2 separate regions of the Homo sapiens genome follow, and region 1 is linked to region 2. The links are chromatin contacts, found by Hi-C or POLR2A ChIA-PET in ENCODE. All regions are on one chromosome and are shown on one strand. The core of a region is the stretch at or near the end of the contact, and the rest is flanking DNA. Distances in the headings are between cores, read along the strand shown. Region 1 holds the start of APOH (apolipoprotein H). Region 2 overlaps PRKCA (protein kinase C alpha).

What was found. A loop is a pair of places that touch in the nucleus more often than their neighbours do. ChIA-PET counts read pairs that join two places held with the same protein, here RNA polymerase II (POLR2A).
Region 1: a map of HepG2 shows a loop between it and region 2 (2.2-fold over the local background). The contact joins the promoter of APOH here to the enhancer-like site in region 2. A Hi-C loop is called at or near these places in 2 of 168 maps with a recorded cell type or tissue (HepG2 and astrocyte of the cerebellum). POLR2A ChIA-PET finds 5 or more read pairs at or near these places in 1 of 52 experiments (T-cell).

What each region holds. Positions count from the first base shown.
Region 1 is chr17:66,226,631-66,231,717 of GRCh38, reverse strand. APOH (apolipoprotein H) reads left to right here and starts at 2,303. Exons shown (of 8, transcript NM_000042.3): 1 at 2,303-2,402; 2 at 3,522-3,698. The coding sequence starts at 2,339.
Region 2 is chr17:66,347,350-66,352,142 of GRCh38, reverse strand. The region is part of intron 2 of PRKCA (protein kinase C alpha); the gene reads right to left. Among named protein-coding and RNA genes, the nearest start is that of PRKCA, 47 kb to the right of the region's middle. RefSeq lists an enhancer at 3,258-3,552. Within about 2 kb of position 3,387, at least 10 of the 41 ENCODE cell types and tissues checked have a DNase peak (open chromatin) inside an H3K27ac peak, as active enhancers do.

The DNA.
Region 1 (5,087 bases), core at 1,054-3,553, 120 kb after region 2:
TATCTGTTTATATATACGCACAATTTGTACTGTCTCCATTTTCAATCCAACACCTCAAGGTTCATGCTAACTTTCCTTCTTTCCGCATTGTTACTTCTCTTGTTAGTGAGAAACCTGACCCCCATTATCCTCAATATATTTGCTTGTTTGCTCAATCTCCTATATGTAGCTAAGCTTGTGACACCATCACGCTGCCATCCTTACACAGATAAGCATGACTTTCCCCTTGAGGCCTTCCTTGTGACTTTTAGACTGAGTTAGGATGAAAAGAAGGAGGAAGGGAGGAAGAGAGGAAGGGAGGAAAGGAGAAAGAGAGGAAGGGAGGGAGGAAGGAAGGAAGGAAGGGAAGAAAGGAGGGAGGGAGGAAGGGAGGGAAAAAGGGAGGGGAGAAGGGAGGGAAGGAAGGAGAAGGGAGGGAGGGAAGGAAGAAGGGAGGGAGGGAAGAAGGAGGAAAGGAGTGCATAGTTTTCCAATTGAAGTATAATCAAGTAAACACACAGATCTTAAATATTTGGCTTGATGGCTTTTGAAAATTGCATGTAGCCAAGTAACAACCACCTAAAATAGAATATAAACTATTTCGACACCCCTACCCCAAGTTTCCTAATGCAAGGGAGCCCAGCCACCAGGAAACATCATTAAAAACCCTTCTCCTTGTCCTCTCTCAATATCAGGCACTCAGTTTGTAGCTGTTGCTGAAAATATTCTCGTCTCAATTTTAACCTTTTCTCAAATTTTCTTTAACTGATGCCCGACCTCTTTGGTTTCTCTCTCCTTTTCCCCTTCTACTTCAGATCTTACTATACAGAACGACTTGGCTCCTCCTGACTTCATTAGTTTTCTTTCTTCTTCATTCATCAAGGAGATTCTCCACAATAAAGCGGAACCTGGGAATTATCCAGAGAACAAGAATCTCCTTCCCCTTAGAAGGACAAATAGGGAAGGACCACTGTTATTTCACATTAGTGGCAGCACACTCTTCTTATCATGGAACACAATGTTCATTAGGATCGTAATTTAAGAATCATCTGCCTGACAGATGGAGATTTCTCAAGCTGATGTGTCTCAGGGAATTTTAGACCTCTGGATATAAACCAAGATCACCCAAATGAGAGCAAGCGGAGGTTATTTATTCAGAGCTTGCTATAGGAAGGGAGGCAGCCATTAACAGTTGTGTTTGGCAGAGACTCAAAGTCAAAGTCAGACAGAGGAGTGGGAAAGCTTTATAATAGAAAAAAGGAAAGGCTTCAGGTGTGCTCCAACGGATTGTTGGTATGGGGAGGATGGAAGGAAACTAACTAGAAGTGAGGTGTCCATGTGATTGGTTAGAGAAATATGTTTGGATTTCTCTGGTTGGCCTTAAGTTGGGCCAACTGCTATAGAGGTTGTAGGTTTGGCTTTCTAGACCTGTTGCTACAGATGTGTGGGTCAGAGTTCTGTTTTCACATATGGCCTGGCTATTGTCCATTTATATATCCTTTTTTTTTTTTTTAGAGCAAATGATGTAGAAGAGAACTAGGGAATCAAAGACAACCCCCCTTCCGAACCCTCTCAAGCAACAACATCAGCACTGGCCCATTATCTTATCCTACTCAAGTTTTTTTTTCTTCTTCGAGTCCCAAGTTGTTAATTTCAAATCAATTTTCAAATTCCTGAAACAGATCTAGAAACCTGTCTAGACAGATCCAAGACATATTAAGAATGGATGAGGAGGACTTTGTATTGATCTGACGTAAGAGAAGATAGAGAATTCAAGGATAGCTCTAAGGTCCTAACTGGAGCTATAGGAGCTTGCAAGAGAGGATGTTGAGCTCAGTTTGTAGGGAATTAAAGTTGTAAGTGCCTCCTGGAAGACATTCTTTGTAATTATACATCTGAAAACTGGAACATCATTTTAGAGAGGTGGAGACTGAGAACAGAGAGTAGGTGTTTGTCCAAAGTTTATATGCCAAGGCTGTGAGTGAAACAGGAGCTTCGATCTTTTGGTGTTCCATCTACAACATACACAAAACAAAAGATGGAGAATGAGAAGTCCAGGCAACCCCGGAAACAACAAGTTTCTGTCAAAAGCAATAATGAACTGTTTTGTGCCATTAACAAAAACGTTATGAAGACAGAAACCATCTCCCAAAGATTTCATAACAGAGCCACATAAGTGGAAAGTAAATGATTAAAGAATGTGGGTCTCAGAGTTCCATTCAAATCATGATACTTTATCTTCTATTTACAAAGATAAAAGTACACCAGAAAATGGTTAATGTTTAAGCGCTTTCATATTTGGCTCTGTCTTTTTAGCAGACGAAAACCACTTTGGTAGTGCCAGTGTGACTCATCCACAATGATTTCTCCAGTGCTCATCTTGTTCTCGAGTTTTCTCTGCCATGTTGCTATTGCAGGACGGAGTAAGTACTTTTTGCTTTTGAAAAAATAATTAATATATCCAACCCCTTCGTATATGTCAGGGATCAATAATGATAAGTAGGCCGGGCGTGCTTGCTCACATCTGTAATCTCAGCACTTTGGGAGGCCAAGGCAGGTGGATCACCTGAGGTCAGGAGTTCGAGACCAGTCTGGCCAACATGGTGAAACCCCGTCTTTATGAAAAATACAAAAATTAGCTGGGCATCATGGCCGAGGTGGGCGAATCAGTTGAGGTCAGGAATTCGAGCCCAGCCTGGGCAACATAGTGAAACCCTGTCTTTACTAAAAACACAAAAATTAGCCGGGCGTGATGGCAGGCGCCTGTAATCCCAGCCACTCGGGAGGCTGAGGCAGGAGAATTGCTTGAACCTGGGAGGCAGAGGTTGCAGTGAGCCGAGGTCCCCCCATTGCACTCCAGTCTGGGCAACAAGAGCAAAACTCAGTCAACAATAATAATAATAAGAAGAAGAATAATTAAATTCTTTTTTTTTTTTTTTGAGACAGAGTCTCGCTCTGTCGCCAGGCTGAAGTGCAGTGGTGCGATCTCGGCTCACTGCAAGCTCCGCCTCCTGGGTTCACTCCATTCTCCTGCTTCAGCTTCCCGAGTAGCTGGGACCACAGGCGCCCGCCACCACACCCGGCTAATTTTTTGTATTTTTAGTAGAGACGGGGTTTCACCGTGTTAGCCAGGTTGGTCTCTATCTCCTGACCTCGTGATCCACCCGCCTCAGCCTCCCAAAGTGCTGGGATTACAGGTGTGAGCAACTGCGCCCAGCTGATAACTAAATTCTCTTTAGAGTGGATGCTGGAGGGACTGGATTGATACTGATTCTTTAATATTGCCATGTGTAAAGCTCCTCTGTAAGATACGTAGCCAATTTAAGCCTCAGCATACTGACCTGTAAAATGGGGATAATTATAATACCTCCTTCAAATGGTTGTTGAGGGGATTAGATGAGATAGTGTATATGAGGTATTTGGCATGCAACTTGGTATGCTTATAATTGGTAACAGTACACACATTTTTCATTTGTGGGCTTAGCTGAACTTTAAAATGCAAATAGAGATTTGTTAACCATCTGCTTTGTGCCCTCTTTCAGCCTGTCCCAAGCCAGATGATTTACCATTTTCCACAGTGGTCCCGTTAAAAACATTCTATGAGCCAGGAGAAGAGATTACGTATTCCTGCAAGCCGGGCTATGTGTCCCGAGGAGGGATGAGAAAGTTTATCTGCCCTCTCACAGGACTGTGGCCCATCAACACTCTGAAATGTACACGTAAGTCAGTACCTTCTCTCACATTCTCTTCCCTCATTTGGATTCTGGGTATTTTGGAGGAATAAGCTACCTCGTCATGCTCAGAGTGCAGAGGGCCAGTAGATGCTGCAGAAAGCCAGGTTGGAGAGAAATGAGAAGGTCTTGGGGAGTTCTCTCTGTGCAAAGAGAGTAAGGGTAATAGGTGCTATTGATAGAAGAGGAGAAGATCATAGCCTGAAACTAGGGTAGGTTTAAAAATGAGATCTGGTGTGGCAAAAGGAGAAAGAAACACTACAGAAGTTAAAAGAACAGTGGAGAGGCTTTGAAATGTCAACTGATGCCAAAGAGACATTTGGAAAAACAAAATTTGGGGAATCATCATATCTTTGGACTTCACCTGAAAATGAAAGCGGACTTAATAGTTACTGAAATGAATACAAATTTCATCTACATTATGTATATATTATATTATAATGAAATACAAGAAAAGAGGTCAAATTAAAATAATAATATAACGTAAAATATATCAATCTCACTATGGCTTTACTGTAAATGGTTGCTTTTATTTATTTCTTAGAACATGGTTCTATGATATCATGCTAGCATTATTCTTTACAGTCAAGTATTATGCAATCAACCAGATTGAATTTATGGTACATTTAATTATATGTAGAAGTTAAGCAGTAAAAATAGATGTATGGATCTGGTGATTTTGGTTATATGAACAGGACCTTTGTCAAAGTTATGCATGTTCATGCAAGTTGATTTTACTATGCTTTTTTGCTTAAAGAGCCTAAACATAATTTTTAGTAAAAAGCCAATGTAACATCATTAGGGAAAATTTTTCTTTAAATCAGGGCCAGGTGCGGTGGCTCACACCTGTAATCCCAGCGCTTTGGGAACCTAAGGTGGGTGGATCGCCTGAGGTCAGGAGTTCAAGACCAGCCTGGCCAGCATGGTGAAACCTCGTCTCTACTAAAAATAAAAAAAATTAGCCGGGCATGCTGGCATGCGCCTGTAGTCCCAGCTACTCAGGAGGCTGAGGCAGGAGAATCACCTGGGAGGCAGAGGTTGTAGTGAGCTGAGATTGTGCCACTGCACTCCAGCCTGGGCAGCAGAGTGAGACTCTGTCTCAAAAAAAAAAATAAATAAATAAATAAAATAAAAATCAGCTATAACTCTGGAACACTAAAAATTTCATTTTTTTATTTTCCATGCATATCTTTTTGCATTACTGCAGAGAGCAGGTATAATTTTGTATTTTTCTGTTTTCATCAGCATATCATAAAAATTGTATCTCCACATATTTCACAATTCATATTTTATTGGCTACATAATAGTTCAACTTTTGATTTACCATGATTAATTAAAACAGTCCCCTGATGAACCCTTAGACTATCCAATTTTTTT
Region 2 (4,793 bases), core at 2,138-4,637:
CTAAGCCACATTTATTCCCCAGCCCCATTCCCATGAGCAGAGTTCATTGGACTTGGGTAGACAGCTGACCACATTGGGCCAACCAAATTCTTCCTCAGGAATTTAAACAGAGACTTGTGTCTGTCTGCATTTGAACTTGAAGGCAGAGGTATGCTCACGACGTGACACTGCCAGTTTAGACCCTAAGAGCAGGGAAGTGGAGGAAGCCCAACCACTGCCACAGAGAACGAATCTGATACTGGGAGAGAAGCACGGGTGAGTCCCAGGGTTCTCGGGGTGAAAGAGCAGTGCCTTGGCTCCTGGTATTGCCCTAGTCCTGGTTCCAGACTCCCTTGTAGCCTGGCAGCATTTCCTGCCCTTCTCCCCATAAACCACCCTGTGAATCCTTATACAAATTCTACTTTTATGGTTTACGCTGGTTTGAGTAGGCATTTATTATTTGTAACCAATAAGATATAGTCACATGTTTAATCGTTTAAAAAGTTAATATTTAATGATTTATAACCCCAGGAGAATAGCTTATAGCACACATTTCTTTAGCAGCACATACTAAAATGTATTTGTTTCCAATGTCAAAATCTATTTTTTATGTTTCCCAATAGCCCTTTCTAAACACAGCCACATATAGGGTATTAGTACTCACTCTCCCTGGCCTACGGGATGAGCTCTCGAATCTAAAAACCTTGGGTGAAACATTTTACTTTCAGATCTTCAAACTGAGGAAAGAGTCTCACAGACTAAAACACATACCATAGGAACCAACACAATGCCAGGAACACTTGCTCAGGACTCAGAAACGGGGGCACCAAAACTGGGCTGGAGTTTAGGTAATAGCCACTAGCCATGGCAGTCCCTGCCCTGTCAGTTGGCACGCGCCCATAGCCTGAAGGAGGAAGTAAAATCAGAACAGTGCTAACACTTCATGGTTTTCCTGGCCAGGAAATTCGGCTGTACTCATTCAAGCATCCACCCATTCCACATTCACTGCATACCCACTCCCCACTACATACCAAGCTCAGCACCACACGATGGGGAATACTGGGGTGATTATGACAGACCCTGTCCACTCAGAGTTTCTTCCATCAAACATTCACACTTTAGTAAGACAGAGGAAACTGGCACACAGACAATTACATTGTACTGCAGTCCATGATAAAACGAGAAGTGTGGCAGATCGCAGCAATGCAGAGAAAGAACGCTGCGAGTTCCACACATTGAAAGGGAGGGAGGAAACCAGAGTCAACTAAACATGCCTCTGGACTGTGCATTTGCACACGAATGCTCATGGAAGGCTAGGGACCGTCAAAAACTGGTCCCAGGCTAGTCACGGTGCCTCACGTCTGTAATCCCAGCAGTTTGGGAGGCCAAGGCAAGCAGATTGCTTGAGCCCAGGAGTTCAAGGCCAGCCTGGGCAACACAGCAAAACCCCATCTCTACCAAGGGGAAAAAAAAATTAGCCAGGTGTGGTTGTGTGCACCTATAGTCCCAGCTACTTGGGAGGCTGAGGTGGGAGGATCGCTTAAGCCTGGGAGGTCAAGGGTGCAGTGAGCCACGACGGTGCCACTGCACTGCAGCCTGGGTGAGAGAGTAAGATCCTGTCTCAAAAAAGATTAAAAAAAATAATAAAACTGGCCCCAAACACAAATGAACAGAATTCCAAAAATGGAAAATAACATAATTTTAGATTTTTATTTCCATTTTCTGTTTCCTTTAGGAAAGGGAAACAGAAGTGGTCTCCCCTGTAATCAATCCCTCCCTGTCTCCTGTGGGTCCACGGACACCCACATGAAAGACCCCAGCTCCCTGCCTGGGTGAGCCCCGGGCAGGACTGACCACTCAGACGGCTCATTTGGTCACACCTTTCCTGAGCCCTTCCTCTCAGATCAGAATTGCCTGTTACCTACACCGAGCATCCAAGCTCGTTTTCCAACATGTGAAAAGCCAGTTTCCAAAGGAAAAAGGAAAAAAATAAAAAGGCACTGTTACCACCAATTTATCCCCTCATTTGTAACCAGGCTGAGCTGTAAGCAGACCCCTGCCAGCACCTGAAAGGCCATCGCTCTGAGGACACTAGCCCGAGCTTTAGTTACAATATCTTTTTTCACTGCCCATTAGGTGCTCAGCTGCCCCCTCTCTCCTTTCCCCACACACGCCGGCTCCTAGGGTGGACTTTTTTTTTAACCTCTGTAACTAAATAACCTGATAACGCCATGTGATAAGGGAATGGTGGCCTAAAAACCCTAAGTTTCCAATTCCAGCAGCCATGGCTCCATTTTCATGTTTCACACACAGAAGACATTAACGAAGGCCCTAAAAATAAGAGACACTGGAGGCAGCCAAAGAGACACCTAACACTCAATCAAAGCCGTGCAAGTGAGGAGAGCAGTTTTTGGGAGCCAGGCCAAACACTGTTCTATTGGAGGAATGAATTTTGTGTTTGTGCGCAGTCAGCAGCCCAGAGGAGATGTGAGAATACAGGACCTGGACAACTAAAGGCCCGGGAAAACCCTCTCTGTCCTGCCAGAGTCTACCGCATGGGCAAACACTCCATACCCAAACTGTTCAAAAGGGATGACTTATTTCTTCCATGCAAAAGGCCAGAAGAAAAATGAAAAGCCAGAAGGAGAGAGGAAACAAGGGTGTGATGGTTTCTTTGCAAACCTCTACTGCGGAACAGCTCCATACTCACCAAGCCAGGTCTACACAGCAGGCCTGGTTTAGTGTTGGCTACTGGTTTTCCATCCCTAAGACATGTGCAACCTTGCCAAATGCGGGGGGTAGCAGGGTAGGCAGGCAGCATATTCATCCTCAGGGGAGAACAGCAAAAGCCCAGAAGGAATTTTAATTTCTCTTATAAAACAAAAATCTCAAGACAAAAACTTTACTGCCAAACTTTACATGGAAAGCAAAAATAAACTATTTGCTTTATACCTGCTGCCACAGGTATGAAATATTTTATTAGATGACTGTCCACTCACCATTAGGCTGACTCTCAAATTATGGACAGGAAGAGAGCAAACCGTTCACTTGATGGACGCAGCTAAGATGAACACTCAGCTGCTCACATTGTGTTCAGGTTCTGGTGCATTTTGAACACTTCGTAAGAGAAATTACTGAAGCTCTTAATAACAAACTTGCCTTCCAGAACAGAAAGGTTTTATGAAAAAATCCTCAACCAAACCCTTGATACATTCTCAGTTAAATGCTATACTAAAAGTTCTCAGGAAGTCTCTATTTTGGAGACCTGTAATTTTTAACCGTATAGTTTGGTTGCTGCTGACTAAAGCTGAGAGTAATTTTACAACTCCATTATCCACATGTGGATGACTCATTTGTTAGATTAGCCTAACTTCCAGCTGCCCTCCCCCTCTGCTGTTCAACCTGCTGCTGGATAATGTTCCAACTGCCTGCTCTAAGAGGCTGAAAGTATGCAAACCCATCTTAACACAACACAGAGACAAAATGAGATAGTGGTGTTGACTATGTTTTGAATGCATTTCTCCAAGACAAATAAGAGTTTTGGATTGATGCACTGTTTTGGGCAATTGGCACAATTTCACTTTATTAGTATGAATTTTAATGTGATGTTTCTAACCTCTTAAATCAAAGTGTGCCTCAAAGTATGCTCCACAAACCCTTAAGGGTCCTCATGATCAAACCACTTTAATGATAATACTGAGCCACTATTTGCCTTTTTCCTTGTGTTGACGTTTGCACTGATGGTGCAAGAGCAATGGTGGTGTGACAGCAGGAACCTTAGCCTGAGTCAAGGTGACAGTGCCAGGCGGTACTAGCAGGAATTATGTTCTTCCCACCATGAAATCCCAGGGGCTTTTTGTTGTCTTTTATGCCAGTTTCATTTAAGAAAGTCTCGATGAAGCATTAACAATTATTGATTCTGGGCCAGGCATGGTGGCTCACACCTATAATCACAGCACTTTACGAGGCCAAGGCAGGTGGATCACATGAGGCCAGGAGTTGGAGACCAGCCTGGCAAACATGGTGAAACCCCATCTCTACTAAAACTATAAAAATTAGCCGGGCGTGGTGGCGTGTGCCTGTAATCCCAGCTACTCATAAGTCTGAGGCAGTAGAATCGCTTGAACCCAGGAGGTGGAGGTTGCAGTGAGCTAAGACTGGGCCACTGCACTCCAGCCTGGGCACAGAGCAAGACTTTGTCTCAAAAAAAAAAAAAAAAAAAGGTTCAGAATTCTGAGTAAATATTCTGACACATAAAGCATTTGGCTACACTCCAGGGATGAGGGCTGTCTTGAGCTGAGCAGCCACTCTCTCCATGAAACACCACTTTGACTCAAAAGAACAACTACAATATGGTTGCTTAGACTTGGATATTTGGCAGATACTTTTTTGAAATACAATAAAGTTTTCCAAGTGAAAAACACAATCTTAGAAAATGTGCATCTACCGTCAGCTTGACGGCTTCCTAATAATACTTAAAGGCTCTTTGATGAGACTGATGGTGATACTAATAATTGTGACTTTTTTGATGTTGAATAATGAAATGTGTCAACATTTAGAAGAACCTGCAGAACTCAATGAAATAGTGTTTTCCAAACTAAAGAATGCGGTCACACCAACACATAAAAGAGCCATTCAACACATAAGATGGACCAATATGAAACACAGACACGGTTTCATTCTCTACCTTGCAACCAACCTTTGAGAAACTTACTTGCCAACGACCACTATCAAAAGTATCAAAGAATATCTCCAGTTACGTGAAAAAGCTATTAAAATATTCCCTCCTTTTTTCAATTACATATATGTGTTAG